2 separate regions of the Homo sapiens genome follow, and region 2 is linked to region 1. A link is a loop called in an ENCODE intact Hi-C map of the cell type or tissue named here. Cell type or tissue: MCF 10A. All regions are shown on one strand. Each heading gives the region's core, and the rest is flanking DNA. Links, peaks and the distances in the headings are about the cores only. Region 1 overlaps OPTC (opticin). Region 2 overlaps ATP2B4 (ATPase plasma membrane Ca2+ transporting 4).

Region 1 (16,283 bases), core at 5,435-13,434:
AGAGTGACACCGTCTTAAAAATAGAAAATAAAATAAAAATTAAAAGATAAAAAAAATTTTAAAAGAAAGAAAGAGGGAGAGTCTACTAGAAACTTGTGCAGCTAGCTTTGGGGAGGGCTGTGTTAAGCCTACACTGGGTATGACTGTTGTATACACTTATGCCTGGATACAAAACCACACCACATGCATTTCCTGACCCGTCTATACATATACGAACTACATGAACATTTGTACTCACATGCATATCACATACATACGCAGGCATCTGTGTGCACACACACACAAATATACACAGGTATCTAAGGAAATTTCCAGATGCGTACACACTCATGCAATCACACACAAAGAACTCTTTTATCTGTAATAATCTGTTTCTAAAAAGCTGCATTTAGAAGTATATTTCATAAACTAACATTCTTTTTTACATTGTATGTTTCATTGTAAGTCCATGTCTCCTAAAGAGACTAGGTGCTCCTAGGAAGGGCTGTGCCTCATTCATTCTGTACCCACAGAGACAAGTCCTGTGCCTGGAACTCAATAGACACCCATAAATGTTTGTTGAGCAAATGCATGAATGGATGATCTTTATAAAAAACCACAAGAGTCAACTGGGCGCGGTGGCTCACACCTGTAATTCCAGCACTTTGGGAAGCCAGGGTGGGTGGATCACCTAAGGTCAGGAGTTCGACACCAGCCTGGCCAATATGGTGAAACCCCTTCTCTACTAAAAATACAAAAATTAGCCAGGCATGGTGGGTGCCTGTAATCCCAGCTACTCAGGAGGCTGAGGCAGGAGATTCGCTTGAACCCAGAAGGCGGAGGTTGCAGTGAGCCAAGATCGCACCACTGCACTCCAGCCCGGGAAACAAGAATGAAACTTCGTCTCAAAAAAACAAACAAACAAAAAGACCCCATAAGATTATTTGATGTTGACATTCTCTAAATCGAGCTTAGTGACTAGCAGTCATGTTCTGAGCATGGGGTTGTTTAAGAGAGGACATCTGTGTGCATGCACCAGTGTGTGCCTCGTTTGTAAACAAGGGGACTCTTGTGAATGTGTCTGTGTTGAGATGTGTCTGCACATGCCTCTGTGAGTGAATATCAGTGTTTGGGTGAGCGTGTAAAAACACTCAAGTGGGGCGGTGGAGGGAGGGGGCTGCTAGGAGATACCCCCCAAGACATAGTCCCAGCTGGTAGGGAATTTGTGCATGTGATGAGAGCACTGAGTCTGCAAGTGTGGGGGTGGGAAGTGGAGTAAATCTGCGAGCCATTCCCACAACACTCTGGAGAGCCTGTCCCTCAGATCGCTGCCCTTCCTCGTGCCCACTTGCCAGGACCAGCCGCTGAAGGGATTCTCAGTCCCATCTGACTCCCCATGAGGCTCCTGGCTTTCCTGAGTCTGCTGGCCTTGGTGCTGCAGGAGACAGGGACAGCTTCTCTCCCAAGGAAGGAGAGGAAGAGGAGAGAGGAGCAGATGCCCAGGGAAGGCGATTCCTTTGAAGTTCTGCCTCTGCGGAATGATGTCCTGAACCCAGACAACTATGGTGAAGTCATTGACCTGAGCAACTATGAGGAGCTCACAGATTATGGGGACCAACTCCCCGAGGTGAGGGACACAGCAGACCAACTACATTCCCTGCATGACACTGGGAGTCAGAGGCCAGGGCCCTCCCATCTGCCCCAAAGTGCGGGTGTCTCCAGCCTCCACCTCTTTCTCTGTGAGGTGGAAATTCTTATCCCTCCATAGGGACTTGTCACTTAGATGATACTAAGAAACAGGACACAAACCTGGGACTTCTCCTTCTTCAAAACTCATACTTGCCTCCCCCTGCCAAAGCTATGTCTCACTGGGGGAGGGGTTCGCAATGTCCTCATCATATTCTCTAGGAAATAAAAGTGCCACATCCCCCATCTCTTTTCTGAAACTGTCCTCCAGTCTGAAGTTCTTTCCCAGGTCCTCTTGGCCTTCACTGCAGCAGCGTGGGGTGCAAGCCCAGAAGCCCCTACTCAATTGTGCGTGAGCCTGGTCGGTGTGGAGCAGGGGAAGAGTGCCGGCCTGGGAAATCGGGAGAGCAGGTTTCGTCTCTGCCTTGACCACCTGCTGGCTCTTTGATCCTCATCCCTCTCCTCTCTGGGCCCCAGTTTCTTCATCCATAGGATGGACATGCTGGACCTGATGCTCTGTCAGGTCCCCTTTTTGCACAGTCTTTCTGCTATCCTTCCCTCCTCCTCCTCCACAGTGACTCTTTGCTGGTTTGAAATCCATCACTGAGGTTCCCAGAGTCCAAAGTTAAGTCCCTTTTGTGCAAAAGCTGGGCTACTGTGTACTCTGTGCTACATCTCCAGGTTAAGGTGACTAGCCTCGCTCCTGCAACCAGCATCAGTCCCGCCAAGAGCACTACGGCTCCAGGGACACCCTCGTCAAACCCCACGATGACCAGACCTACTACAGCAGGGCTGCTACTGAGTTCCCAGCCCAACCATGGTAAGTGCACAGTCACATGGTCGCAATATCCCTAGGTCATAGGCCAAGCAGCTATGACCCAGCACCAGGGGGTACCAAAGTGGAACGTGGTTGGGGTTGGGGCATGGAGGGTCAGGGCTACCCTTACTAGCAGGGAGAGAAGGGGAAATAGCCACAGTAAGAACAGGAAAAAAGAAATCAAAGACTGGCACTGGCTGTCCCTAATACTTTTGCCTGAATGTACAAGTTGAGTAAGAAGCAAAGAAATGCAAGAACTCCCTTATGCCCTAGCAAAGCCACCCTGCCTTAATTAATAGCATGACGGGGGAAGCAGGTTGAGTGGTAATTAGATTACAGACAATTAAAAGCCTGTAGAGAAGAATAACTAACTTTGTGGCTGTCACTTGGCATGGGAGCAAATGAAGCAGTCACACTGCTTTTCAGCTTCAAAGTCCCTCCTCAGCAGCTCTCTTTCCTTCCCTGATGCCCTCCTGGAGGCTGCGGCTGGCATCCCTGGCAGTGAGGCCTCAGCAATCTGCTGGAAATCAGAAGTGGGCAGAGGAGGGGTGAAGTTCATTCTGGACCTGCTTGCCCGCGGTTTCCCTGTTCTCTTCTCGGGATGTTTGCCTTGGGTGGACCTGGGGTATTGGGGCATTGGCAGGAAAACCATTCAGTCAGGAATCCATGACCTCTCAGAGCTACAGTCTCAGGCTTAAAGAGGCCATAAAGGGCCTCAGCTGAATCCACCATTCAAAGCCTCAGGATAAGAAAGATGCTGGGGCCCCTCTGCTCTACCCACTCCTCCTGGTCACTGCTGGCAGAGAAGAGCTCCTTAATCTGGGGGCTGTGTCACTGCTACCAGAGTTATTCCTTGAGTTGAGCTAAACTGGTCTCTCAGTAATCTCTGTGCCTTGTGATAGCAAGTGACAGAAACCACCTGCGCTATTCAGTTGTATGATCCAATAAAGTCTCCCCAACTACTTGGGGTGGCTGACCTGGCCTAACCTCATTACCCGTGGGTACAGAGACAGGGTCATGGACAGAACAGGAGAGGGCTGCTTCCCAAAGAAAAATTGGCATGCTGATGCCATAAGAAGGGGAAGTGGTTGCTGGGTAGGCACTGTACTCCACCTTGGTTCTATTGTGCTTCTTGGAGCCACACAGAACATGTCTAATTTCTCTTCCCCAAGGCAGATGGCAGAGCCAGCAACCACTGGCCATCCCACTTAATTCTGGCTTTACTTTTTGGGACCAGAGAGGAATCCTGTGGAAAAGAGACCAAGGGATTTCCTAGAAACACCCACATAGGCCCAGGAAAATGTACACAGAACCAGGGTCTGCTGAAAGTATAAATGGGCTTGGGCTGGGTAGTAACTGAGGATGGACCTGCCTCTCTGGGGTAGAGGACAGAGTGACAGGGGAGCAGACAACAGCACCGTGTACATGGTGCCCGTCAGTTCTGGGCAGCAACCCATAGGCTATCAAAAAGGCACAGATGGCCATGGTTCAGACACTCCCTGGGGCGAGGGCCATTGGCCCCAGAGGCTAAAGAGATCTCCCTTTGTTCTGTCTTCCACCTGGGCCAGGTCTGCCCACCTGCCTGGTCTGCGTGTGCCTCGGTTCCTCTGTGTATTGCGATGACATTGACCTAGAGGACATTCCTCCTCTTCCTCGGAGGACTGCCTACCTGTATGCACGCTTCAACCGCATCAGCCGTATCAGGGCCGAAGACTTCAAAGGGCTGAGTATGTAATGCCCTGGGAAAAGAGGAGTGGGGGCAGGCATATGCAGCCACCCTGCCACTAGGACAGTCACCAACACTGTGTTAGTGCCCCCCGTGTTAGCTCTTTCCTGTTGGCTCTCAGTCCCTCCAGCTGTCAAAGGGAAATAGCCCGAAGTCTCTAGAAGTCCCTTCCTTGAAGTATTTAGATGGTGGAAGGGACCTGTTTTTATTTGTTCTCCAAAAACGTCTGGGAAGCTGGGAGGGGAAGGTATGATCTGCCAGCATCTTCAGGATGTCCCAGCAGTGACAGCTGTGTGATCAGCTGGCCTCTGGGCAGGACAGTCTTAAATCTACTCTCCATGGCACTGATGCTGTTTACAGGGTTGTTTGTGTGCTTTTAGCTTCTTTATGCCTTATGCCCTGCTTGAGACAGGAGACCTGGGTTCTGATCCAAATTCTACCACTAATTACCCAGAGCCTTTCCAGGCCTCAGTGCCCTTTTGTTTAGACTCACAAGTGGAGGTGAGGTGGATCCAGGGATTCCTGGGCCTGTTGGTTCTCGCTTTCAAGAGGCTTCTTCTAAAGGATGCAAGATGGACGGCCACTGCACAGGACAAAACTCCAGGGAGGGGCACTGAGGCATCCGAGGGCTTTTCCAAGGAGTCCTGGTTTATGTTATTTCCTCTGGTTTGGGCCTAGTGCAGGTGGAGAGCTGGTTAGAATCCCCTCATCTTGAGAGGGATGGAGCAAGGTGTGGAGACAGCTCCAACCTGGACAAGGAAAGATAGTGTGTTCTGGTTTCTCTCTTTGTTCTCCCCTAACCTCTCTCAGCAAAGTTGAAGAGGATTGACCTCTCCAACAACCTCATTTCCTCCATCGATAATGATGCCTTCCGCCTGCTACATGCCCTCCAGGACCTCATCCTCCCAGAGAACCAGTTGGAAGCTCTGCCCGTGCTGCCCAGTGGCATTGAGTTCCTGGATGTCCGCCTAAATCGGCTCCAGAGCTCGGGGATACAGCCTGCAGCCTTCAGGGTGAGTCAAGGCCTTAGATCCACTATCTATCACCTCCACCACCCACCTCTACCACCACCCACCTCCACCACCTACCTCCACCACTCACCTCCACCACCACCCACCTCCACCTCTACCACCCACCTCCACCATCACCCACCTCTACCACCACCCACTTCCACACCTACCACCCACCTACCACCGCCACCACCACCACCTACCTCCACCACCACCACCTCCACCTACCACCACCACCACCACCCACCTCCACCACCTACCACTGCCACCACCACCACCTACCTCCACCACCACCACCCACCTCCACCTCCACCACCCACCTCCACCACCACCACCACCACCACCACCACCACCACCACCCACCTCCACCACCACCTACCACCCACCTCCACACACCACCACCCACCTCCACACACCACCACCCACCTCCACCTCCACCACCCACCTCCACCACCACCACCCACCTCCACCTCTACCACCCACCTCCACCTCTATCACCACCCACCTCCACCTCTGCCACCTCTACCACCCACCTGCACCTCCACCTCCACCACCATCACCCGCCTCCACTGCCACCACCACCACCCACCTCCACTCCTACCACCCATATCCACCACCACCACCCACCTGCACTACCCACCTGTACCACCCACCTGCACTCCCACCATGCACCTCCATCACCACCACCCACTGTTTTCATCCTTTTAAATTTGCTATTTATTGATTCTTTCAGTTGCAAGAAACTGATTCTGACCCAAGAAAAGGCCATCCCAAGAACCTCCATGAATGGAAACAGTACTATCAGGCCTCATGGGCCTGTTACTGGCTGAGCATCCCTAACCTGAAATCCAGAATCCAAAAGCCTCCAATAAGCATTTCTTTTGAGCACTTTGTTGATGCTCAAAAAGTTTTGGGTTTTGGAGCATTTTGGATTTTGGATATTCAGATTTGGGATACTCAACCTGTACTGGGAATGGGGGTTCAGAAGTCCAGGTGGACAACTCTCTCTCCCTCTTTGGGACACACGGCCTCTTGTCTTGACTTCTTTCTGTGCATCTGCTCAATTCACCTGTTTGCTCACCAGCATCCTCTGCACACTCACAGGTTCTGCTCCCTGAAAACATACACGTGAGTTTGGCTTGGAATAGTGCTGATTCTGGCCCTAATTCTACGTATCCTTTTATTTCCAAAACCCTTCAGTAAGTGACTGATGAATCATTGTCTTTCTATGATCAAATACTCAAGAGAGACTTTTGTTGTTGTTGTTTTGAGACAGATCTGGCTCTGTCGCCCAGGCTGGAATGCAGTGTGGCATGATCTCGGCTCACTGCAACCTCTGCCTCCCGTGTTCAAGCAATTCTCCTGCCTCGGCCTCCTGAGTAGCTGGGATTACAGGCATGCACCACCATGCCCGGCTAGTTTTTGTATTTTTAGTAGAGATGGGGTTTCACCATGTTGGCCAGGCTGGTCTCGAACTCCTGACCTCAGGTGATCTGCCCACCTTGGCCTCCCGAAGAGCTGGGATGGCAAGCATGAGCCACTGTGCCTGTCCAAGAGAGACTATTTGATTGGTCATTGGCTGGCCAGTTTTGATGGGAAGGGCTAAGTTGTATGACACAAATATGCCCACTGGGGCAGCCCATTCAATAGGGCTAGGAAGAGCCCCGGGTGTGTTCGCCCATGTGCTCTCTCTCTTTCTCTCTCTGTCTCTCAAGTAGTAGAATCTTTTACGCAATCTAATTCCTATTTAGAAGCATCAAATAAACCAAATTAGACTTGCATTTTTGAAATAGGATGAGAGCACAGAGGCACACCTGCTTGCTCTCTTGCCCTGCCCTCCCCAGTGACTTCCACCCTCTCAGCCTTCTCCTGTCTGCAGTGGTCTTTGAGGGAGTTTTACAGAACAGCGTCACTACCACTGTTGTGGTGGAAGAGCACTAGACTGGGAATCAGAAGCCGGCCACGTGACCCCGGGCCTCAGTTTTTCGGTCTCAAAGAACGGGATTGCATGATCCCTGAAGTTCCCCACTGCTCAGCCTCAGCAACATGCCAGCTGTCTCCATATTAGGAGGCGCTGCTTTGCCTTGACTCAGAGCTGTTTTCTCAGCCCAGGATAAGGCCTGGGCTTTGGAGCCACAGAGACCTGGGTTTGTGCGAGAGTCTCCTGACCTCTCTGACATTGTTTTCTCATCTGCAAAATGAGGGTAATAATACCTGCTTGACACAGCTGCTGGAGGGTTAAATAAGATAGCATTTTACAAAGAGAACAGGAGGGTTAGATACGCATAGTAGATGCTCCATAAATGGTAACTATCATTTTTATTTGCTCCCTGAGCCCTGCTGAAGGCTTGTCTCTTCCCAAACGCTTCTCTGATTAACACTGTCTAATTCTGAGAGCACGGTCCCATGCACACACTGTGTACCTCTCTGTGCCTGAGGTTCTCATTCTGCTGGTCTGGCTGTCTCCCGAGTGTCTGCTCTGTACCTGCTCCTCACCCAGAGCATGGACGATAAACAGAGCATGGAGGATGGAAGTTAGATACCAGGGAGCAGGTCATGCCAGTGAGAGGCATGAGGCTTAGGCAGCTGTGGGGTCTCCTTTATTGGAGGGTTTATTGGAGACATTGATTGGGAGGTCTTGTTTAGATAATTGTCCATGGCCCCAGGTTTAGCATTTGGAGACTTGTCATTGGGGAAAGTCCTTTCTGATAGCAGAGAAGTTGAGGCAAAGCGGAAATGTCCCCTGGTCCTCCCTTCTACCCTGTCCCTGCCCCTCCCCTGCACTACCCAGTGTCATTACCAGCTGATTAGCTCTTTCCTACTTCAGTGGCTGGCACCTCAATGGTAGCAGCTTTCCTCCTGCATCCAGTTGGAGTTAGTGTCTGTAAGATCCTTAAAGACCTGGGCAACCCCTGTGGCACCCAGCACAGAGCTTGGCGCATGGCTGAGGCTAAGTGAGCCCTGAGTGAACAAATGGGGCCACCTGTCTCTGGTCTCATAGCCCTCCTCACTGCCAGGGTCCAACAGGACCCACCAGCCTCCTACACTCTTTGCTTTCTCCACAGGCAATGGAGAAGCTGCAGTTCCTTTACCTGTCAGACAACCTGCTGGATTCTATCCCGGGGCCTTTGCCCCTGAGCCTGCGCTCTGTACACCTGCAGGTAAGGAGCACCACCCAGAGCAAGGGTGATAAACAGCGTGGAGGATGGAAGTTAGATACCAGGAGCAGGTCGTGGCAGAGAGAGGCATGAGGCTTAGGCAGCTGTGGGGTCTCCTTGATTGGAGGGTTTATTGGAGACAAGGATTGGGAGGTCTTGTCTAAATAGTTGTCCATGACCCCAGTTTGATTTTCTCCATTTTTTCTTTTTAAAACACTTTCTCTCCCTCCACCATTTTATTTTATCTCACCCAACTGCTTTTCCTTCTCTCTTTTTCCTACCCTCTGTCTCTTTCCTTCCCTTCAGTCCTTCCCTCCTTCCTCTCTCCCCTTCTCTTCCTCTTCATCTGTGCCCTCTCTCTCCATCCATCCCCCCTGGGGCTCCTCTTCTCACCCTTGTTGTGTGGCTTTGGCCCTAGATGCTTCAGTTTCTCCAGTTGCACCAGAGCAGGCAGAGCTGGTAGGGACAGCTGATGTGAGCCTTTGGTGCTGCTTAAGGGGCAGAGCCTCTTGGTGAGGCTCAGCTGGTATGTGTTCTTCCCAGAATAACCTGATAGAGACCATGCAGAGAGACGTCTTCTGTGACCCCGAGGAGCACAAACACACCCGCAGGCAGCTGGAAGACATCCGCCTGGATGGCAACCCCATCAACCTCAGCCTCTTCCCCAGCGCCTACTTCTGCCTGCCTCGGCTCCCCATCGGCCGCTTCACGTAGCTCGGAGCCCTTCCACTCCTCCCAGGTAAGAACCCTCCAAGGACCATGCAGGCATGGGCCTCCAGCCATAAAGCCCAATTCCTTATCTTTAAACGGTGATCTTTAGCCCAGGCATTAATCAACCTCTCGATCCCTTGCAAATATCACACACATGCACACGCATGCATACACACACACACTCATGTACTGAAATGTTTTTCAGTAGCCAAATTTGCATTTCTCCATCTTCTTTCCTTGACACTTATGGCTCCTGGCTCAGAAAATAGCAGTGTCTGCAGTGGAGCTCTTTTCCATATTCCCCATCTCTTGCACCCACACAGAATGCCAAGAAAGCTGTGGGAGAGGAAGAGGGGGAGGAGGAAGAGAAGGAAGAAGTGGGGAAGAGGAGAGCAGTGATGTGCTGGAGCCAGCTCTTACTACTTGCAGGAACCGATTACTAAATTTTCCAGAATTTTGCAAGTCAGTTGTTAAACACAGCCATTATGAAAAATTAAATTATATAAACTCACAATTAAATATATTATATTGAAAACAAATGTAATAATTATTCAAAAATCATCATTTTCAATTAGTTTACTATATTTCACTATTAATCGTGCCCTTGAAGTTATTTCTGTCCATGGTGTCTGTATGGGGGAAACTCTAGATAATGGTGTGCTACTGGGCATCTCTTCCAGCTCCTCATTCAGTGACATCATATCGGTGGTTTAAAATGGGCCATGGTAGGGGTATTTACACTACAGAAATTGGTAAACACTACAAATTGGGATTTCCTTTTTTGAGAGCTGACTGTAAAATGTTTGCCTGCATACCACTGAGGAGAAAGAATAGCTACTTAAACCAGCTCCCCCTACCTGCACACCATCCTACTGGGGCTGAGGTAGGTAAGATTTCTATAGGGCATTCCTTCATTTCCTGCTCTTCTGAGGCCAGGGCCTCCTGTTAGATTTGGAGGGAGCCATTCATAAGGATGGAGAACTGACACGAATCTTCACCCAGATGCGCTTCTTGTAGCACTTACCTACTCCCTGGCTCGCTGGCCAGTCTCTTGAGCGTGGTTGGCTCAGCCAGCTGGGCTGGTTCCTGGCTACTGGGGTTTCCATCCTTCCCATTCGCTCCTACATGTTCGACCACCAGAGGGCAGCCTTGTGCAAAGATAAATAAAAATAGCAATTACTCACCTTCTGCCTTTTGGATCCTGGGCAGGGGCTACTATGCTGGAAGGATGGGAGGAAGGGCAACTATCATGTAGCCAGTGATTTGTTCCTTGAGTTAGAAGGGAGAGGAGGAGATGCCACCCTTCTCCTGACCGTTATAAGGAGGCTTTGGGCAAGGGGTATGTGATGGACGGGCTCTTGGCCTCAGGCCTCATGCTAAGGCATGAGAGAGGGATGAGGCAGGGAATTCACTTACTCACGCAGGAGGATCTTATGGAGCACCCACTGCTACGTGGTGATAAGATGGTACGCAACAGAAACATATTCCTTTTCCTCAGAGAGCTTAGAATTTAGTGCAAAAGACAGGTGTGAAACAAATAAGCACACCAATAACCATGCTATTCAACTCATAAAAGTGCTGTAAAGGGTATGTAGAGAATGCTATGAATGCTTACAAGAGGAGGACCCAACTTAGGGGTCCAGAAGATCTTGCACAACTGATGTTTAAGCTGAAACCCAAAGGAGTGGGAGTTAGCCAGGCAATGAGTTGCCAAGGCAACTATTCAAGGTCCCTGGTGGTCCCCGAGTCTGGAGGGACAGGTGTTTCTTGTGGGCCACGTGGAAAGGAATCCATGTATCTGCCTCCCCCCACCTCACTGTGCACTTGGATCCTCACGGCGGTCCTGTAAACAGCCAAGTCAGAAATTATTATTCACATTCTTCAGATGGAGAGATGGAGAACTAGAGACCAATCACTGACCCCAGTTCACACGGGTGACTCAGGGTTGGACCAGGACTCAACACACAGGCTACAGACTGGCAGTGGGAAGTCTTGAAGGTGGTGGGAGGTGACTTCATGCCGTCATGGTACCTACCCTCACTCCCAGGGAATCTAGGATTCCAGCGCACCTGGCCCCAGGGAAGGACGGGGAAGGCAGTGAGCCAAGGGCCCCTTGACTTTCAGAGCAGCAGAGCTGTCACTGGCCCTTCCTCTCCTTTGCCTCCTCTTTCTGTCTTCCAAGAGTTTGTTACAGCGGAATCTCTCTCTCTGTGTGTGTCTCTCTCTCTCTCAGAGTGTGTGTGTGTGTGTGTGTTTTCTGTCTCTCTCTCCCTTTCTCTGTTTCATCCACCAATCCTATCCCCTTCCATATCCAATATCCCGTTCCATATCCTGCTTTATTGGATTATGACAAGGCCTAGGCATGCAACAGCTGAAAGCCTAAAGTTCTCCAAATGCAAGAGATCCTGGATTGAGGAATCCAATTTTCTTTTTTCTTTTTTTTTTTTTTTTGAGATGGAGTTTCACTCTTGTTGCCCAGGGGGGAGTGCAATGGCGTGATCTTGGCTCACCACAACCTCTGCCTCCCGGATTCAAGCAATTCTCCTGCCTCAGCCTCCTGAGTAGCTGGGATTACAGGCATGCGCCACCACACCTGGCTAATTTTGTACTTTAAGTAGAGACAGGGTTTCTCCATGTTGGTCAGGCTGGTCTCGAACTCCTGACCTCGGGTGATCTGCCCGCCTCGGCCTCCCGAAGTGTTGGAATTACAGGTGTGAGCCACCACTCCTGGCCGAGGAATCCAATTTTTTCAAAAATCTAATTAAAAAAAAAAAAGGTTTTCCAGAACTGGGGCTTTTGGGTACTGGAAGCCACATCATTCCCACATGCCTCTCGGTTACTCTTTGCTGAATACAGAAAGTCACCTGGCTCCTGCTCTATTGTGGGACAGGAGATCTAACAATCCCTGGACTCCTGGAGTTTGCCAGACCTATAATAGAAGCTTTTCTGTGCATCAACTCATTTAATTCCAGCAAAAACCCTAGTGAGTAGGGATGCTCATCTTCAGACTGCAGATGAAGAAACAGGCTTCTGAAAGGGGAGAGGCCCAAACCCAAACAGCAAGAGAGTGGCAGAGCTAGGATTCAATCCGGGGTCCATCCAGCCAGAGTCTGAAGTCCTGCTCTCTGCCACACTCCAATGCAGACACCATTTTCAAGTTCCAATTAAAGGAGGCCAGCTCCAGAGAGTTTCTTTCCCCAGGCCATTGCTGCTCCGGGAGGGGTTCCCCAAGGGCCGCTGCCTCTGCAGCTGTCTCTTGGCTAATCCCCCATTTTTGGCTAGGGAAGCCCAAGGAATAGAAAGAATGCCCTTGTTGTCTGTCTCCCTGAAGAAATTCTAAACAGAGCATCTGTCCCTCTGCACCAGGGAGGGAAGGAGGAAGAGAGAGATGGGGAGAGACAGAGAGAGAGAAACCCCACAGCTGTTCCTTCTCGATCTTGATGTGAACAGCTAGGCCTCCTGTTTCTCAGGTACCTAAAGGGGTTAGGGTTGGGCAACTGGCAGGGAAGGCAGAGAGCACCTCTTTAGCCAGAGTGAGGCCCTCCTGTCTTGTAGAATGGTAAAGATGGAGAGAATGACACAGAGCAGATGCAAGCCAGCCCTGAGAGAGTACAAAGGAAGGGAGTGAGAGGAGGGGCTGTGGGGTCCAGCCAGGCACGGCAGCTAGCTTGAGGGCCTCATGCCAGCCGGCAGTCTAGGTTTGCATCACATCCACCTCCTCCAACACCAGACTTTCCTAACCTCACTCATCCAGGTCCTTTGTGGCCCAGCAGCAACTCATATTTGACCTTGGCAAGGGCACTTGCTCTGGGCGGCACCCTGGTGACTATTCTGCCAGCTCTGTGTGAAGGGGAGTGCCTCCCTCCTCTGGGGCACCCTGTGGCCTTCAGGAGGGTCTTGCCCTAACCTGTCCTATGAGTATCAGCGGGAGGAGGTCAAGGGGAAGAGGCCAGGGCCCCTCCTCTCCGTGAGAGAAAGGATGAGTTTGCAATGACCTCCCCCTCTGCCTGCCCCATTCTCAGCTCCAGGGTCCTGTTTTTCCAAAGGTTACCCAGCAAGGCCTAGGGCCAGAGGAGGCTCGTGGAGAAGGGAGGGTGGGAGGGGCTGCTGGAGAGGCTGGAGCTAAGTCTGTTTTAGGAGCCAAGGCCATTTCCCCACCCTGACCTTGCCTGGACTCCCTTCCTGCTTCCTTTTCTCTTTTGTCTCTTCCCTGGGAATAGTAATCTCTTACATTTCTGCTGTCAGTTTGCACTTCAGCAAGCTCTTTTACATATGGGACCTAATTTGGCAGTCCTAACAACTCTGTGAGGAAGGAATTATTATCCCTGCTTTTACTGATGAAAATGAGAGGCTAAGTACTTTGTCCCAGAGAAAGATGACTTAACATAAACAATCTATAACAGAAAAAGAAAGATGGGCATGGGGGTGGAGCTGCAGTGACAGCCATCACTTCTTGGGAATTCTTGTCAGAGAAATGGGAAATCCCATCTCCAGCTCCTGGAGCAGAGGATGGGTGCCCCTACCACGTCCCCCCAAAATGCTTTGAAAAGCAAGGACTCGGGAGGGCATCACCCAGGCTAGAAAAAGGGGGGCTGCCTATGGAGCTTGAGTCCAGGGCCTGCCCCCAGCAGGTTCAAGGCCTGTATCCTTAGGAAGCACATGAGGTAATGAAGGTCTCAGCTCAGGAGAACCTTGGGGCTCAAAGACACACGGCCCCCCATCTCTGCCGCACCCCTACATGCCTGTGTCTGTGTCCTCCTTCCTTCTGGCCAGGACAGAGGCAGACAGACCAGACGGGGAGGTGGCCCCGGCTCTCCCCACCCCCTCCCTGTCTAGCTGCCTCTCAGCTTTCTCCTCCCACCTCACCTGCCCCTCCCCTCTCCCCCACACTAGACACCAGCTCAATTTTGTCTCTCCTCTCTCTCAAGGTCATCTCTTGGACCAGCGGGCATCACATTCTCCAGCAGCCGCCATCTCACACGCCTCCCTCCTGTGGCCGCCGGCAGCATGGACAAAGGTCTCCATGCAGGGGGAGGAGGCCTGCTTCTTTCCCCACAGCTCTCACGTCTCCCTTCTCCCTGCGGGTGACAAAGAAGCCCAAGGACCACCTCCTTCCTGCCTCATTGTAATAAAATTCCCCACACTGAGGCCTTCTTGTCTTCAACCTGGCCTGTCCAGCCCTTCCAGATATGGCCAAACCCATGGCCTGGATGGGCTTGTGTACTTCCTTTCAAATGAGCCCACACAGAACGCCCTGCTCTCCCCTTCCTCCCCTCTGCACTCCTTCTGCCTCCTTTTTCTCTATTCTCCTTCTGTGCTCAGGCACCACAGCAAATAGCTTTTTGTTTCCTCCTGGCACTACCAGTCCCAGCCCTGCCTTCAGGAATTCTTTTCTCTCTCTCTCTCTTTTTTTAAAAGACTGGGTCTCACTAGGTTACCTAGGCTGGTTTTGAACTCTTGGGCTCAAATGTTCACCTGCCTTAGCCTCCTGAGTTCCTGGGATTACAGATGTGTGCCACTGTACCGACTCCAGAATTATTTTCTTTTGTGTCTAACACACAGTTCAGACACAGGAGGGAGTGGAAGTGTTTCTTGTTATGGCATCTGTAGAGGAACTGTGATGCAAGGGAGTGAGCACTGGAATGAGAATCTGAAGACCTGAGTTTGACTACCCTATATCCTGATCACACCAGCACCTCACTCTGTCCTGGCCCCTTGGAGTTCCCTCACTCCAAATCTGTTGCTCAAAGCATATCCAAGCCCAAGGGGTGTGGTGCCTATCCCTATCTTATTACATTTCTAGTCTAAGAACAAAGACCCAACCCTCTCCTACTGTTCCCAGTAGCACAGACTACCATTGACAAAGAGGTATCAAATGGTAAAAGGAGAAAAGGAAGGAAGTACAGAAAATACAGACACACAATCAGTCTAGTCTCACAAGTTGAGCTTTCTGAGCCCAAATCAACTATACCATGGCTTTAAAGCTTGCTTAGCTGCAGGCCTTCCTGACCCTTCTCTAGTCCATGCAGAAGAGAGAATAATCCAAGCTTTTCAGGCCCTTTCTGACCCATCCTGAAACCAAAGGTAACGACCTTTGAATTACACGTTGTCCATAATCAGTGTCCCCCAAGGATCACTGGGCAGTCTTAGGAGAGGTGCTTCCTCCCACAGAGAGGCCCCCTGCCTCCCAGGACAGGCTCCTGGAGCCCAACACCTGTGAGAGCCGCAGCACCTCTCTTGGAGATCTAAGAAATCCCTGAAGGAGGCTCGGCACAGTGGCTCACGTCTGTAATCCCAGCACTTTGGGAGGCCGAGCAGACAGATCACAAGGTCAGGAGTTCGAGACCAGTCTGACCAACATGGTGAAACCCCGTCTCTACTAAAAATACAAAAAATAGCCGGGTGTGGTGCTGTGCGCTATAGTCCCAGCTACTCAGGAGGCTGAGGCAGGAGAATTGCTTGAACCTGGGAGGTGGAGGTTGCAGTAAGCTGAGATTGCACCACTGCACTCCAGCCTGGTGACAGAGCGAGACTGTGTCTCAAAAAAAAACAAAAAAACAAAAAAAAAAAAGAAAGAAATCCCTGAAGGAGCCATGTCCTGGGAGACAGGCAACATGGCAGGTTTTAACCCTGCGGACATACAGTGGAAGATGAGCGCCTCTGCCCTTGAGGGAGTGTTGGAGGTGGAAGTGGGGGCATGAGAAACGGGGTGGGCAGAGAGGAGCAGGACCTCCCCCAGTGCATGAGGTCCTTGGTTCTAAATAATCCTGAAAAATACTAGCCCAGAAAGATGCAAACGGCCCCGATGCTGGGAATGTTCTGCAAAATAGGAAGGTGTTAAGCAGTTACCCAGATGTTTCAAGCTAAAGCATCCTGCAGAGGAGGAGGAAAAAAAAAAGTCATCTTTTGGGACTCAAGTCTTCCAAATCAGCTGTGTGCTTGGGTTGTAATCACCTTGCCAATGTAGATGCTGCTCCTTTGAAGAAGTAATCTGAAAATAGGGTCCTTCTTAATGTCAGCAGATCAGTACATTATTCCTGCAGAGATGATAGGAAATGAAGACAGGAAGCTGTCAGAAAGTCAATATTTCAAAGGACCAAAGAGTCCTCAGGGTCCTTTGGTCCATGCACCTGTGTCTAGGCAGGGCTTTACCTAGTGCAGATGGTGATCTTCTCTGGTTTACGCCAGGGCCAGAG
Region 2 (16,283 bases), core at 4,505-12,504, 160 kb after region 1:
TATCAACATTAACAGGAGTTTGGAAGAAGTTGATTCCAACCCTCATGGCTGACTTTGAGGGGCTCAGGATTTCAGTGGAGGAAATAACTGTAGATGTGGTGGAAATAGCAAGAGAACTAGAATTAGAAGTAGAACCTGAGGATATGACTGAATTGCTGCCATCTCATGATAAAACTTGAACAAATGAGGAGTTGCTTTTTAGGAATGAGCAAAGAAAGTGGTTTCTTGAGATGAAATCTACTCCTGTTGAAGATGCTGTAAATACTGTTGAAGTGACAAAGGATTTAGAATATTACATAAACATAGTTGATAAAGCAGCTGCAGGGTTTGAGAGGACTGACTTCAATTTTGAAAGAAGTTCTACTCTGGGTAAAATGCTGTCAAATATCAGTCCTTCATGGGGATGTAAAAAAAAAGAGGCCAGGCACGGTGGCTCACGTCTGTAATCCCAGCACTTTGGGAGGCCAAGGCAGGCGGATCACCTGAGATCAAGAGTTGGAGACCAGCCTGGCCAACATGGAGAAACCCTGTCTCTGCTAAAAATACAAAAATTAACCAGGTGTGGTGGTGCGTTCCTGTAATGCCAGCTACTTGGAAGGCTGAGGCAGGAGAATTGCTTGAACCTGGGAGGTGGAGGTTGCAGTGAGCTCAGATCATGTCAGTGCACTCCAGCCTGGGCAACATAGCAAGACTCCATCTCAAATAATAATAATAATAATAAATAAAATAAGAAACAAAAGGAAGAAAAGGAAAAAATGCTGTCAAATAGCATCATATGTTATAGAGAAGTCTCACTAAAAAGTCAATCAATGCAGCAAACTTTATTGTTGTCTTATTTGAAGAAATTGTCACAGCTACCCCACCCATCAGCAAGCAGCCATCCACATTGAGAAAAGACCTCTCCACCAGCAAAAAGATTACCACTTCCTGAAGGCTCAGATGATCATTAGCGTTGTGTTTTGTTTTGTTTTGTTTCTGAGACGGAGTCTTGCTCTGTTGCCCAGGCTGGAGTGCAACGGTGCGATCTCGGCTCACTGCAACCTTCGCCTCCTGGGTTCAAGCGATTCTCTCAACTCAGCCTCCCGAGTAGCTGGGATTACATGTGCCACCACGCCCAGCTATTTTTTTTTTTTTTTGGTGATTATAGATTAATATAATATACAGCCATCCTTAAAGCCACAACATATCACAGATCACAAAAGTGCTTTCACCAAGTTACAACCCTAACACCTTACTTTTTTATGTCATCTAACTGCAAATAAGTTTCTCCTCAGAGAATCAGTGCAGTCTTCTTTATCCTTTTAAAACTTAGCTGGAGCTGCTTAAACTAATTCTTAATACCATTCTGAAACTAGAAATATACTGTTTAGAACACAGAAATGCTAAGAAAGTACAAAGACTTTAGTATTTTTTTTCATTTTCATGATTCAAGTAGAAAACAGTGCCAAGTAGGTATTATTCTACATGGTAAATGGAAGAAAAAAATGTTTAGAATGTGAATTCACTAGACCTTTGCGGTATTCAGAAGTTAAGGATTTCACAGGTGAAAAGATTTCTCTAAGAGTTCTGAACTTTGCGTCTTCTCACATACTTTTAGTGTAAACACTGTAAACTTAACATCTGTATTAATGCTGTCTTTTTAGGATTAATGAATAACGAGGTAGAAGATACTTCATTTAAATTCTCAGACACATAATTAAGTGTGTATTAACCTTTTTGAAAGGCATTTTCAACGGAACTGGTGGTTTTTCAGGAAATTGCTGAATACCCACGCATAAATGCAGATATTGATGAAGTAGGATATTTGTATATTTGCTTTTTTTCAATCATTCAATTTTATGAACATGGGGTCTAAGCAGATTTCAAAACAAAGACCATTTATAAAACTGGACCATTTTAATGTTTACAATGTAATAAATCTCTTGATTGCAGACATATATGGCTGTTTGGTAGAAACATTACAGTAATGGCAGTTTTTTCAGTTGGTGTGTAGTCCCCAATAATTATATATGAAATTGCTGTCAAACCAGTAAGACTGCATTTATGCAGCCATCATTTTCAGGACTGTTGGTAACCTGAGCATATTTTCTCCAAATAACTTTGCCTCCTTGTGTCACAAGGCCCAATTCGCTCACATTTACCTCAATGACAATATCTTTGGTAATAACACCCACAGTTGTATACGGTGGGGATGAGGGATTCTTCTTTACACCAAGTATTGGTGGGCAAAAGGTGGCTTTCAGTTCAAGATGTAATACATGGGCTTTCTTGAAATGCATATTGGCCTGATCAGTCTTTCTTATTTAGGTGGTTTTCTTGTAAAGCCATCTCCGACAAAGCAGAGTTTAGTAACCACCCTCTTCCATGCCTTCTTCTTTCTCTTTCCTGTTCAAACAACTTTTAATACGTCTGTTTCTCCCTGGGCATGTACTTTAGTCAGAGGGACTTCCCGTTTTCCCACCTTCTCTTTTCATTTCTGTTTAATCATATTGGAAAGTACTTTGGCTCGAGATTGTCCCTCTCTGTCCAGCAGATAAGCAGGTACTGCTCCCTGTGGAGTCTTTTCATCCTTCTTTTGTTTGGTGTTTCTCTTTTCATGCATCTTGATAGTCTTTTTCATTTGTATTTTCTCAGCATGACACTGTTTAAGGTAAAGCTTAGCCTTCAGACCAATCATTTGCTTTGCCTTCTTTGAACGTTCATGAGCCTCTCGTTCATAAGCCTCTCAGCTTTCCTTCTTTCTTTTCTTCTCATGGTAATCCAAACGGTATCCATAGTGTTTATGGTGTAATTCAATATATTCGTTCTGTGGCATGGTGACAGGCGCAGAACCACCAGGAGTAGCCCCTGAGGTGCGAAAACACTCTCAATTTTAAGGTCTCAGAGACTCCACGCAGGCCGGGACAGGAAAGGGTCACCCTTTTTTAAAAATATTTGTAGTAGAGACAGGGTTTCACCATGTTGGCCAGGCTGGCCTTGAACTCCTGACCGCAAGTGATCCGCCCCCCTCAACCTCCCAAAGTGCTAGGATTACAGGCGTGAACCACGGCCGATCATTAGCATTTTTAACACAAAATATATTTTAATTAAGGTAGTCACATTGTGTTTTTTAACCATAAAAACACTTAATAGACTATAGTATTGTGTACACATAACTTTTATATGCACTGAGAAACCAAAACAATAATAAATAACCAGGAACTTGCCTTATTGCAGTGGTCTGGAATCGTACCTGCAATGTCTCCAAGGTATGCCTGTACTAAAAGGAAAGTCTAAGATTCAAGAAGGGATGATGGACTGAGCACTGTGGCTCATGCCTTATAGTCCTAGCACTCTGGAAAACCAAGATGAAAGGATCTTTTGAGCTCAGGAGTTCAAGAACAGCCTGGGCAAAATAGAGAAACCTCATCTCTAATAAAAATTAAAAAAAAAAAAAAAAGCCTGGCATGATGATGCAGGCCTGTAGTCCCAGCTACTTGGGAGACTGAGGTGGGAGGATCACTTGAGCCCAGGAGATTCAGTCCGCAGTGAGCTATGATGGCGCCACTGCACTCCACCCTGGCCAACAGAGGGAGACCCTGTCTCAAAAAAAAAAGAAAAAAAGAAAAAGAAACGAAGACGGGATGATGAGCAAATAAAATGGTAAACATGGAGTGAAATCTAAATATTGATGTCAAAGACAAGAAATATCAGAAATATAACAATGTCTAATTGATAGGAATAAAATGAAGATATAATTTAAATCCTCAGTAACTATAGTATATAAATTGGAAGGTAAGGCCAGGCATGGTGGCCCATGCCTGTAATCCCAACACTTTGGGAGGCTGAGGCGGGTGGATCACAAGGTCAGGAGATCGAGACCAGCCTGGCCAACATGGTGAAACCCCGTCTCTACTAAAAATACAAAAATTAGCTGGGCGTGGTGGTGTGTGCCTGTAATCCCAGCTACTGAGGAGGCTGAGGCAGGAGAATTGCTTGAACCCAGGAGGTGGAGGTTGCAGTGAGCCGAGATCGCGCCACTGCACTCCAGCCTGGGTGACAAAGTGAGACTGCGTCTGAAAAAAAAAAAATTAGAAGGTGAATATAGTAATTGGAGTTTAAGTGTTCTAAGGTCCTTATATTTTCTAGGGAAAAAATTAAAGATATTGCTTATTAGAAGTCTTTATGTTAAGATTTCTAGGCTAATACTAAAAAACTTGGTATAATATAACTTCCAAACTAGCAGAGGGGAAGAAAAATGAAAAGGAAACACAAATGAAAATGATAGAAAATGTGTCAGTTAAAAAAAAATTTATGGTTGTGATATCGAAGAAAATAATAAAGATTACCATTTCTTGAGTAGCTCTTGTATTAATCACTTTGAATCATTAATCTTTATAATTTCATGTAATATATGTCAGAATGACAAGCCCAAAGCAGGTATTTAAAAATTATAGTTTCTGGCCAGGTGCAGTGGCTCACACCCATAATCCCAGCACTTTGGGAGGCAGAGGTGGGAGGATCACTTGAGCCCAGGAGTTTGAGACCAGCCGAGACCACACAGCAAAACGTTGTCTCTACAAAAACATTTGAAAATTAGCCAGGCATGGTGGCACACCCCTGTAGTCCACAAAGGAGGCTGAGGTGGGAGGATCACTTGAGCCCAGAGGCTGAGGCTTCAGTGAGTTCTGATCATGCCACTGCATTCCAGCCTGAGTAACAGAGCAAGACCCTGTCTCAAAAAATAAAAATAAAAATTAGCTAGGCATGTGGGGGAAGCCTGTAGTTCTAGCTACTGGGGAGGCTGAAGCGGGAAGATTGCTCCATCCAGCCTGGTTGGCAGGGTGAGACCCTGTTGCTAAAAAAAATATATAAAAAGCTGGGTGTGGTGGCTCACGCCTGTAATTCCAGCACTTTGGGAGGCCAAGGCAGGTGGATCACAAGATCAGGAGTTCAAGATCAGCCTGGCCAAAATGGTGAAATCCTGTCTCTACTAAAAACACAAAAATTAGCCGGGCGTGGTGGCAGGTGCCTGTAATCTCAGCTACTCGGGAGGCTGAGGCAGGAGAATCGCTTGAACCTGGGAGCTGGAGGTTGCAGTGAGCCAAGATTGTGCCACTGCACTCCAGCCTGGGCGGCAGAGCAAGACTCCATCTCAAAAAAAAAAAAAAAAAAAGAAAGAAAGAAAGAAAGAAACTTGTCCAAGGTCACAGAGCTTGGATTCCAATCCAAGTATTTGAAATTCAACCCAAGCTACTTTTCCCTTTACCATGTGGTAGATTTTTTCTCTCTAATGCCAAAACATCATGTAACAGCCAAGACCATGAGTTTTTTGGACCTGGGTTTATGGTCCAGTTTCACCACAAGTTAACTGCAGAGCTTTAGGCCTCAGTTCCTTCAGTTGTTGAAAGAGGATAAAAATAGCTATCACAAAAGGTAGTAGGTTGGAAGATCGTGAGAATGCACGCCATTGGGGTGAGAATGTATCACTTGGGGTGGTGGAGATAAAAAATGAGGTCCCAGTTCAATGTAACAGCCGATGAATAGGCTCCTAGGGAGCAGTAAGAAGAGAACGGAGGTGGGGGGTGGGGGGAGGCCTGGGCACAGTGGCTCACGCCTGTAATTCCAGCACTTTGGGAGACCGAGGTGGGCAGATCGTGAGGTCAAGAGATCGAGACCAGCCTGGCCAACATGGTGAAACCCCATCTCTGCTGAAAATACAAAAATTAGCTGGGCATGGTGTGAGCACCTGTAATCCCAGCTACTTGGGAGGCTGAGGCAGGAGAATTGCTTGAACCTGGGAGACGGAGGTTGCAGTGAGCCAAGATCGCACCACTGCACTCCAGCCTAGCAAGGGTGAGACTCTGTCTCAAAAAAATAAATAAATAAGAAGAAGAGCACAGGGACTGGGCACGGTGGCTCATGCCTGTAGTCCCAGCACTTTGGGAGGCCGAGGCAGGCGGATCACTTGAGGTTAGGAGTTCGAGACCAGCTTGGCAACATGGTGAAACCCTGTCTCTACTAAAAATACAAAAATTAGCCGGGCATGGTGGGGTGGCCCTCTAGTTCCAGCTATTTGGGAGGCCGAGGCAGGAGAATTGCTTGAACCCAGGAAGCAGAGGTTACAGTGAGCTGAGATCGCGCCACTGCACTCCAGCCAGAGCAACAAGAGAGAAACTTTGTCTAAAAAAAAAAAAAACTTTCCCAAGGTCAAATGGGTAGTGATCTGGGATTTGGGCTGTCTGTCCACAGAGCTTATGCTCTTAATCTCTGCACCATACTTTAAGAGGTGAATGATCACTGAGAAAGAGAGCTCTCATGTCTGGAAAGCACCTCAAAGGCAATATTATGAAAAAAGTGTGGCTTCTGCCAAAGTCGGGTTTGGATTCTGGCTTGGCTTCTTACTGTGTGAGCCTAGACAAAGTATTTAGCCAGTTTTCTCCTCTGTAAAATGGGAGTGATACGACCCATTTCCCAAGGTTGTTGAGAGGATCAAATGAGATACTAATACAGAGTGATCAAAAAGCCTGGAGACTTAGTTCCCCATCTTGGGTCAGGAAAGCCTTAGCTGTACCTGCTGTAACCAGGTGCCTGTGTTCTCTGAGCTGATGATGGGGTGACTTTGGGAGAGGAGAGGATGAACACAGATGCCTTTCTCCTGCTCTTTGAAAAGGTGATTTGTCTACCCTATGCCCACCACCCTCAATGCACTCCCACCATTGTCTCCTACCACACACAAGCATGCTGCATGGTATTCAGAAAGCCCAGTCTGTTTCTCCACCCCTTTGCCTTGTCACTCAGCTTTGCCAGGTCCCTTGAGTTCTTTGATGTTGTGCCAGGCTCTGTGTGGGCTCCCAGCCCTGGGCGTGTCTGTGGTGACTGACCTGTGCCCCACTGGCCTCCACCTCCATTACCACAATGGATCTGAACTCTCGGTGACAGCAGCTGCTGGTCCACATCTGGAATTTAGCTCTGCTCTTCCCTTCTCCACCCTTCTCACCTGTCTATACCAGGATGACTCTTCCATCTGCTCTTCTTCCTTCTCCTATTTTTATTTATTTATTTTACTGTGATAAAATATACAGAACATAAAATTTGCCATCTTCACCTTTTTTTTTTTTTGAGATGGAGTCTCACTCAGTTGCCCAGGCTGGGGTGCAGTGGCACGATCTCACTGCAAGCTCTGCCTCCGGGTTTCACACCATTCTCCTGCCTCAGCCTCCCGAGTAGCTGGGACTGCAGGTGCCTGCCACCACGCCCGACTAATTTCTTTTTGTATTTTTAGTAGAGACAGGGTTTCACCGTGTTAGCCAGGATGGTCTCGATCTCCGGACCTCATGATCCACCCGTCTCAGCCTCCCAAAGTGTTGGGATTACAGGCATGAGCCACCGCTCCCAGCTTATCTTAACCATTTTTAAGTAGACCGTTCAGTGGTACTAACTACATTCCCAGTGTAGGTTTCCCATCACCATCATCCATGTCTAGAACTTCTCCTTCATCCCAAACTGAAACTCTGTACCCATTAAACAATAATGCCCATTCCCCACTCCATCCAGCCTGTGGTAACCTCCACTCTACTTCCTGTCTCTATGAATTTGCCTATTCTACATACTTCATATGAATAGAATTATACTGTATTTGTTTGTGTGTGTGTGACTGGCTTATTTCACTTAGCATAATGTTTTCAAGGTTCATCCGTGTGGCAGCATGTGTCAGAACATCCTTCCTTGAATAATAATTCCATTGTATGGATGTGCCACACTTGTTTGTCCATTCATCTGCCCATGGAGGCCCTCCTTTTTTAAATCACATTTTTTGGGTATATCATAATTTGCAGTAATATGAAGAGAATAGCCTACTCTTTCCTTGTAGCAGGAAACTGAGGAGGGTCACTCTCCCAGATAGTGGAAGGCAGGTGGAATTGAGTGTGCTGTTTATAAACTCTGTCCTGAGGTTTTACTCTTCCAGAGGTCTCTTTTCTCGACAAATACTTAATGCGCATGACATCACCTGAACCCAGAAGTGCTAGCTAGAGAGAAGTGATTATCTGGGGCCAGAACCTTGCATTTGCTTGCCTTCCTAGGGAAAGACCCTATTGTTAACCCTGGAGATTCCCTCCTTTCAATGCTGAAGGCCTTTAAAGGGTCTAGAGACTGTAGAGCAACATTTTGTTTCCTGTTTATATTTTTTGGGTTTGTGTTTGCTTTTGTTTTTTGCATTTCTTCCCCTTGTCAGTCTTTGTCCTTCCTGGTCCTGATGCACTTCAATATTTCTGGATGTGCTGTACTATAATCATAGGCCTTCTTAATATGGGTGTATCCTGTCTTCTTTATTTAGAATTCTGCGGACTGGGAATTCCCTAAGGGAAAGAGCCTTCTTCCTTTCTTTTTCTAATCTTCCTCCACCCTTTTTTGTTCTCCTCCCTTTTGTACCTCCACAACACACCAGGAGGTGTACCGCCTCCATCTAGACCACAAACTGTACTCTCAGGGTACCCATGGCCAAGAAGAATGACACACACACACATCACACATACATTCAGCATGTCTCACTGTTACCTCTGAGAGGAAGTAGGAGAACCTATATTAATCCTCTGAGCTCATCAGGACAGGAATCCCCAGCTCCAATGTCCTGGGTTGGGCCTAGAATTATCCCACTATTTTCTACAGGCTGCTCTCTCTCTCTCTTTTTTTTTTTTTAAGCAAGGTCTTGCTCTGTCACCATGCTAGAGTGCAGTGGTGTGATCATAGCTTACCGCAGCTTCAAACTCCTGGGCTCAAGCAATCTTCCCTCCTCAGCCTCCTAAGTAGTGGGGACTACAGGCACATGCTACCACACCCAGCTAATTTTTTATTTTTTGTAGAGACGGTGTCTCACTGTATTGCCCAGGCTGGTCTCAAACTCCTGGCCTCAAGCGATCCTCCTGCCTCGGCCTCCTGAGTCTCTGGGATTACAGGCATGAGCCACTGTGCCCAGCCTCTTCTCTCCAATTTCTTTTAGGACCTTGTAGTATGGAGTATGCCTTAGCTTCTTCTAGGCTCTTCCTGTGGTTGCATGGCCTTAACTGAGTGAGTCACTTCACCTTTAAGACCATATGCTCTAAAATCTGTCAAAGAATGATATTGTCAGTCCTGTCTATCTTAAAAGATTGTTGCAAAGATCAAATGTCAGAGTGCTTTGAAAACTGTGAAGCATTATCCACATGTGAGTTCTTAACAGAGTTCCTTTACTCTCATGAACTCTTTCTGTCTTTTTACTTAGTCTTGCTGACACCACTTAAAAAGGAACCTCAGACAGATAGATTCCCCAGATATAGCTGCAAAAATTAGAGATTCTGGAGAAGTCTGGGAATGGGGAGTACCAATGTCCTCCTGGTACACAGAGCCAAGGGTCCAGATCCAGGACTGGAAAGTATAGGAACACGGTGGCCAGAGGCACGGGGAGGCTCTGACAGAGGGGCAGGAGCAGTTTGCCTCCACTGTTCAGTGGCTTCTTAAGATACTTGATCTTCATCCAAGGGCAAGGGCCTTTGCACATGAAAAAAGTAATAATCCTTTCAACTTTGGTATGGGGTAGATGACTTTTTGATCCCCATTTTTTTAGATGAGGAAATGAAGGCTCAGGGAGAATGGATTTGGAGGAGGTTTGGCTGAGAGGCACTGGTGCTACTTGGGAAGGACTTCATGGGAGAGCCTGTGAGCTGTGAGGGGCAGGAGCCTGGCCCGGGTGCAGGGGCCCCACGGGGCTGGCCACTTTGACATCTTCAGCTCTGGCTCTGGTGCATCCCCATGTCAAACTGGATTCACTACTGGTTTTCTTCCTTAGATATTTTTCAGGATTTGGTGACCCAAGGGAATGCCAGGTTGACAGTTAACTGCACCTGCTAGTCCTTAAGGTACTTTTATTTTATTTTATTTTATTTTTGAGACAGAGTCTCGCTCTGTCACCCAGGCTGGAGTGCAGTGGCGCGATCTTGGCTCACTGCAAGCTCCGCCTCCCGGGTTCACGCCATTCTCCTGCCTCAGCCTCCCGAGTAGCTGGGACTACAGGCGCCTGCCACCGCGCCTGGCTAATTTTTTGTGTTTTTAGTAGAGATGGACTTTCACCGTGGTCTCAATCTCCTGACCTCGTGATCTGCCCACCTCAGCCTCCCAAAGTGCTGGGATTACAGGCGTGAGCCACCGCACCCGGCCCTTAAGGTACTTTTAAAGATTTTAGAAAGGTGAATATAGCCCACAGGAGCAAGGCCCATCTGGCAAAACTTAGGGTGGATTTCATCTCCCAAACCACCTCCTTACCTGGTGCCCATGTTCAGGGCACATGCTACCTGACTGTATGTAGCAGCTCTGAAAAGAGAAGGTTCCCCTCTGCTCAGGGTGAGCCCTTAGTGGGAGGCCCACGCTGTGATGAGCTCTCTCCTGCAGCAGCTTGATGGCCACAAGCTGGCAGCAGGGGAAACCCTAGAGGTTTTGGGTAGGCACAGGCTAGCAGGCGTGGGAGATGTTTCTGCCCTTCCTTTGACACCCAATACAGATTTCTTTGCCTCAGGTGTCTCTGCCCCTGTCCTGCTTTCCTGTCAAGATTGTGTAGCCTTGGCCGGGCTCGGTGGCTCACGCCTGTAATCCCAACACTTTGGGAGGCCAAGATGGGCGGATCACGAGGTCAGGAGTTCAAGACCAGCCTGGCCAATATGGTGAAACCCTGTCTCTACTAAAAATACAAAAATTAGCCAGGCACAGTGGTGCGTGCCTGTAGTCCCAGGTACTCAGGAGGCTGAGGCAGGAGAATCACTTGAACCCGGGAGGCGGAGGTTGCAGTGAGCCGAGATTCACAGCACTGCACTCCAGCCTGGTGACAGAGCTAGACTCCATCTCAAAAAAAAAAAAAAAAATTGTGTAGCCTTTTTATCCAGTGCTCAGCACAATATTTTGCTAATACATGCTTAAATGTAAAATGAGGGGATTTGTTTAGACTTTTCCATCTACGTGGCTATGATTATGGGATTCTTGTTTGATGTAGTTGGTGGGAAAAGCAGAGGACATGCTCCCTGAAAAGACCAGGAACTTACTGGCTAGTATTGTTACTGGTGATAAAATTGTGACAGGTCTGACCTGCCTCCTAGCTTGTGGTCAGCCTACCTGCTTTGAGAAGGTGGTGGAGCATACGTGGTAATTAACCTACAGTGGTGCCACAGTTGCTGCTTCTGGGTAGAGCAGAGCGGTGAGCAACTCTGTCTCCTTTCCAAGCTGGCACCAGCTCAGGAGGAAGCATCCAAGGGGATTCTCATAAGCCACAGAGAACTGCCCATGAGTATGAAAGGGAATTCCTGGGCCAGGTGGCCACACTCAGCTGACAGCTCCTGCTGGGAGGAATGGTAGCATTTTGGTTTCTTACAATGTTCTCCATCTGGCTCCTTTGAAATGAGAGTTGAAAGGGTCCTGACCAGGGGACCTGCAGGAGGTGGACAGCAAGGCAGGCCTCAATTCTGGAAACAGCACCTCCACACATCACTTCTGGGGATAATTATCTCATCTGCCCTCTTTCAGGCAAAACTCAGAGTCTTTGGAGGGCCTTCGCTTTCCCAAAGTAGCTTAATTTTGGCCCCCGTTCTTCGTGCCTCCTAGGTTTTGTTGGGTGGACATTTAACATAGTAGAAAGCTGACTCCTCTTCCTATTAACCTCCTAGGTTTATCTCACCATCTGAATAGGGCCTTATAATCCTACAAATGAGGCCTCTCTCCCTATGCTCACCAGGAAAAATTGAACTCTCAAGACTGTCCATTTTCTTTGCCCTGTTATGGAAACTTCTCTTCCTTTTGCCATATCCCCCTCTTATCTTGGCTCTTGAAACTATTCCCTTAGGAAGAAAAAGGCAGTTCCCTTCCTGCCCTTCTTTTGAACCAAACTTCTGTTTGTGGTCTTGGAAACCATGACAACCTGGCCTAAGAAGCCACTTTGACCATCTTGGAAGTTAATATTTCAGTGCTGTGTACTCACAATTGTGAGCTCTCTAGCACCTTTTTGCTTTTGTTTTGTTTCGTTTTAAGATAGGGTCTCACTTTGTCATCCAGGCTGGAGTACAGTGGTGCCATCTCCACTCACTGCAACCTCTGCGTCCCAGGTTCAGGAGATCCTCCCACCTCAGCCTCCAGAGTAGCTGGGACTATAGGTGCGCACCACCATGCCTGGCTAATTTTTGTATATTTTGTAGAGATGGGGTTTCACCATGTTGCTCCAGCTGGTCTCGAACTCCTGGATTCAAGCAATCTGCCCACCTCAGCCTCCCACAATGCAGGGATTACAGGTGTGAATCATTGTGCCCTGCCTCTAGCACTTTTTTCCAAAGGGGGACAGAAGCCCGTGATCTACTGAGAGGAGAAAGTTTCAAACAAAGCAACCCTAGATAATCCTTCTACAAGTACATTAGCAAAGGAGCAATGTTCCCTGTAGGTTCTAGGGAGTGGATATGGGCAGCATTCGCTGGCAGTCTGGAGTAAGGTTCTGGAGTGTGGCCTATACTTATTTTTCCTGTGCTCTTTTCTTCTTTCCTCTTCTCACAATTGCTCAGTTACTCAGTAGACTAGTGTTGGAGGTAGCTATCTTTTCGCTTACACCAACTTTTTTTTCTTTCTTCTCCTCGATATGTTTGTCCTTCTTGCTCGGGTGCTACCTTTTAAAGCCCAAAGTTGGGAATCCAGGGAGCTGCGATGATTAACTGCAGGAGCCCAGTGGAAGAATTCCACAGCCTTAGACGGCAAAGTTTCCATAGCCTCACTGCCGTGGGACTTCCCCCGCATGAAGGCGAGCTCTCTTTCTTGGTCTGGCCATTGGAGGAGGGAGGGAAGACAGCAGCCTGGCGTGTCCTCAGCTTCTCTGAGGACTTGGCTGCTTACAGAGAGAGGGCCCAGTGACAGGAACCCTAAAGGGAGGAAAGTGACCCCCTCCCCACCACACTGAAAAAGATCCCTCTCTGGTGATGAAGATCTTGCTAATTTGGAACAGCTGGCCAGGGTGTGTTAGACTGGAGGAACTGGGGGAAAGCTTGCTCTGGCAATCTTCTGCAGAAACAAATAGCATGAGATGCCTATGAAAGTTTCACTCTGCTTGGATAGGATGTGTGATGCTACTCCTCCTCTGCGAATCCTTGTGTAGTGGTGGGGAAAGAGAGAAGAAAGCAGCCTGTCACCAGGGGTTGGATTTTAGCATCCATATGTCTATTCCCCACCATGCTCTGTAGGCTCAGAGTGGAACGGAGGTGGAACAGTGGAGCCATCTTGCAGCTTGTAGTTGGGTAGGACTAGCTTATTGTGTTCAGTTCTTGAGTGGTCAGCTTCTTTGGGAACCCTGAAAGGAGCCAGGGTCAGATTGTAGTGCCTTTTTAATCTGTCTAGTCTTCTGCCTCCATCAAGCCACTCCCCTATTTATGCTAGATTGGGAGCTTGGCTGAGCATACTACATCCTGACTTTGGTGTTTTGTTTTGTTTTTTTCATTTTTTAGATGGCTATAGTTACTATAACTGACTTTTGTATTTAATCCATGGGAATATTCTCCTATCCCTCCCCTTCCCCCACCTAGAGTCCTCAGTGTTAACTGTTTATCTCTACCTCCAATGTAGTTAGTTCCCACATAAATATTTGACTTAGACAAGCAAGCTCCAGATGGACTGGGGAGAATGCAGATTGGCTCATGGAATCTGGTCCCACATGCCTTTGACCCATCATCCGTGACCCCAGTGACACAGATGGGTCCTGGGTTGGTGCTGGCTGTGGCAGCCCCACAAGTGCCTGACTTGCTTTTCAGCACATTCCTGCTCCTTCCACTGTGTGAGCCACTGTGGACTAGGACAGGACTGATTGGTTTCAGAAATTATCCAGGCAAGGATCAATCCAATTAGGCTGTCCCTGGAGATGTGGGAAAAGAGAATGAGAGAGATTGAGAGATTGAAATAGACAGATAGATTGGGGAGAAGGAGGTAGGGGAAGGGATACACATAAGTATGGGATAATAAAGTCAGAAGTTTGGGAATGAGGTATAGAGAAAAATGGGGAGGTGGAAATAGTTTGGTGCTAGGTATTCTTCTTATGATCTTGGTAGCTTAGGGCTTTAGAAATAAAATAATCTAGAAAATATCTTATTTTTTCACTTCCTACAAACCTCCGACCACCATCCCACCATTCTTCCAGGTTTTGCCTTGGAGGTTGAAGTGGTGTTTAAAGTGGTATGTATAGGAGTTTAGAATCAACTGGGTTGTGTTCACCTTTGCCTCTCCCTAGAGAGTAGATGGATTCCTTCAGTGATGGCTCATTCCCCTTCTATCTGCACCAAAACCTCTGTGACTGTGTCCTGCAGATCAAGGGAGATGTGCCATCAACCATTCATTCAGTCTGCCAATTTTAAGGTGCAAAGAATGTGGGCAGATGGAGCAAGTGCTGAAGGAGTGGTGCCTGGGTCTTACTGATTGTCTCTGGAGACTGGATCCCTTTCCAGGACTTTTTTTGGTTGTTGTTTGTTCGTTTGTCTGTTTTTTGAGATGGAGTCTGGCTCTTGTTGCCCAGGCTGGAGTGCGATGGCGTGATCTCGGCTTACCACAACCTCTGCCTCTCAGGTTCAAGCGATTCTCCTACCTCAGCCTCCCGTGTACCTGGGATTACAGGCACGTGCCACCACCCCCTGCTAATTTTTGTATATTTAGTAGAGACGGAGTTTCTCCATATTGGTCAGGCTGGTCTCGAACTCCCGACCTCAGGTGATCTGCCCACCTCAGCCTCCCAAAGCGCTGGGATTACAGGCGTGAGCCACCGTTCCTGGCCCCTTTCTGGGACTTTCATACTTTTCCTTCCCTTGGAAACAGAAGCACACTGGATGGAACAGAGAGAGGTGGCTCATTCATTAATTGCACAGGTTAGGCCAGGCTCTGGAGCTGAGGTTGGGATAGAGAGGTGATGACACAACCTTTCTGCTCACTTGGAAGAAAAATACACAATACTCTCCACTTTCTCTCCCCTGAGAGACTTCCATCAACAATGACCAGCTGGGGCTGAGTCACCTCTTTGCCTGCCCTTTGTCTCTTTCAACAATGAGCCCTGTGTCCATCACTGTGGATGCGAGCCCTTTGGAATAGATGTTCTTTCTAGTCCATGAGTTTTGGAAGCTCACTCTACCTTGGGACACTGAAATATGTCTGCATCTCTCTTTGTCTTTTTATGTATTCCCAAGTAATGGCCACTCGGCTTGAGTTCATACTCTTTTTTATTTTATCTTTTTTTTTTTTAATTGAGTCTCACTGTGTCACCCAGGCTTGGAGTGCAGTGGCACGATCTCAGCTCACTGCAACCTCCATCTTCCCGGTTCAAGTGATTCTCCTGACTCAGCCTCCCAAGTAGCTGGGATTACAGGTGTGTGCCACCACAGGTGGCTAATTTTTGTATTTTTGGTAGAGACGGGGTTTCGCCATGTTGGCCAGACTGGTCTCTAACTCCTGACCTCAGGTGACCCACCTGCCTTGGCCTCCCACAGTGTTGGGATTACAGGCGTGAGCCACTGCGCCCGGCCGAGTTCATACTCTTAACCTAGGAAGAGAAGCACAGCTTATCTGGAACCTTAATTCATAGTTAGTACTTTTCCATCAGCCTACACCCAACAGTCCAGGACTATACCTTTTTCATCTGTGGACTCTTTCCTCACCTCTCCCTTCTCCCTTCCCACCCTATAGGAACTAGGATGCTGATGATAGTTGGTTTGACAGGTTTAGAAGTGATGCCTGCTCTGCTCTTCTGACCTCAAGGTTCTGCCAAGACTGATTTTTATCCCAAGTTCTGATTTCTCCAACAAGAGCTTATGAGCTAACCAGGGCTGTCAGTTAGGACTTTAACCTCTCCTGGGGCACCAGAAGGGTGCTTCCCTGATGGGAGCATCAGTGTCTTCCCCCTTCTCCTGCCCTCTCTCCTCCCCGTGGGGAGTGTTCTCATCTATATCCTTTCTGAGCCATGGTGGCATCTGGGAGACATTCAGTTATCATATGAGATGGGAGGAAATGGAACAGTCTATGCAATTTGCTGTTTTTAACACTGCCCTAACTTTATTTTTATCTGGTTAATGTGTCTGTTGGCAGTAAGAGGTTTTTAATCTCCTAATAAGTGTATACCAATCCAAAAGAAGCTGGAATAAGGTGGGGAGAAGGGGTTGATAAATTCCTGCAGCATCTTTATATTCCAACTAGCTGTTTCTGAAAGGTGACTCTTTCTCTTACTCACATGTTGTTTAGTGATTGACGACCTATAGCATATTTATTAGTCAGTTCAC

What was found. A loop is a pair of places that touch in the nucleus more often than their neighbours do. Peaks named below come from ENCODE experiments on the same cell type or tissue, not always from the same donor. Only the 100,000 strongest peaks of a DNase experiment are listed, where the experiment ranks them.
Region 2: a loop joins it to region 1, with 6 times the contacts of the local background. A loop is called at or near these places in 5 of 110 quality-filtered maps.

The regions. Positions count from the first base shown.
Region 1 is chr1:203,494,631-203,510,913 of GRCh38, forward strand. It overlaps OPTC (opticin), which reads left to right. Exons shown (of 8, transcript NM_014359.4): 2 at 1,335-1,606; 3 at 2,347-2,485; 4 at 4,051-4,209; 5 at 5,019-5,221; 6 at 8,284-8,379; 7 at 8,920-9,115; 8 at 14,016-14,319. The coding sequence starts at 1,376. The coding sequence ends at 9,090. It overlaps LOC105371688 (a long non-coding RNA gene), which reads right to left. Exons shown (of 5, transcript XR_007066807.1): 4 at 10,112-16,124; 5 at 9,042-9,423. Among named protein-coding and RNA genes, the nearest start is that of OPTC, 8.6 kb to the left of the region's middle. RefSeq lists a silencer at 10,078-10,253. In MCF 10A, for the core only: a CTCF peak has its summit at 10,217 (motif pointing right); a DNase peak (open chromatin) is centred at 10,221.
Region 2 is chr1:203,654,946-203,671,228 of GRCh38, forward strand. All of the region lies in intron 1 of ATP2B4 (ATPase plasma membrane Ca2+ transporting 4), which reads left to right. It also overlaps the pseudogene NSA2P1. Among named protein-coding and RNA genes, the nearest start is that of ATP2B4, 36 kb to the left of the region's middle. In MCF 10A, for the core only: no CTCF peak of the experiment used is centred there; a DNase peak (open chromatin) is centred at 8,496.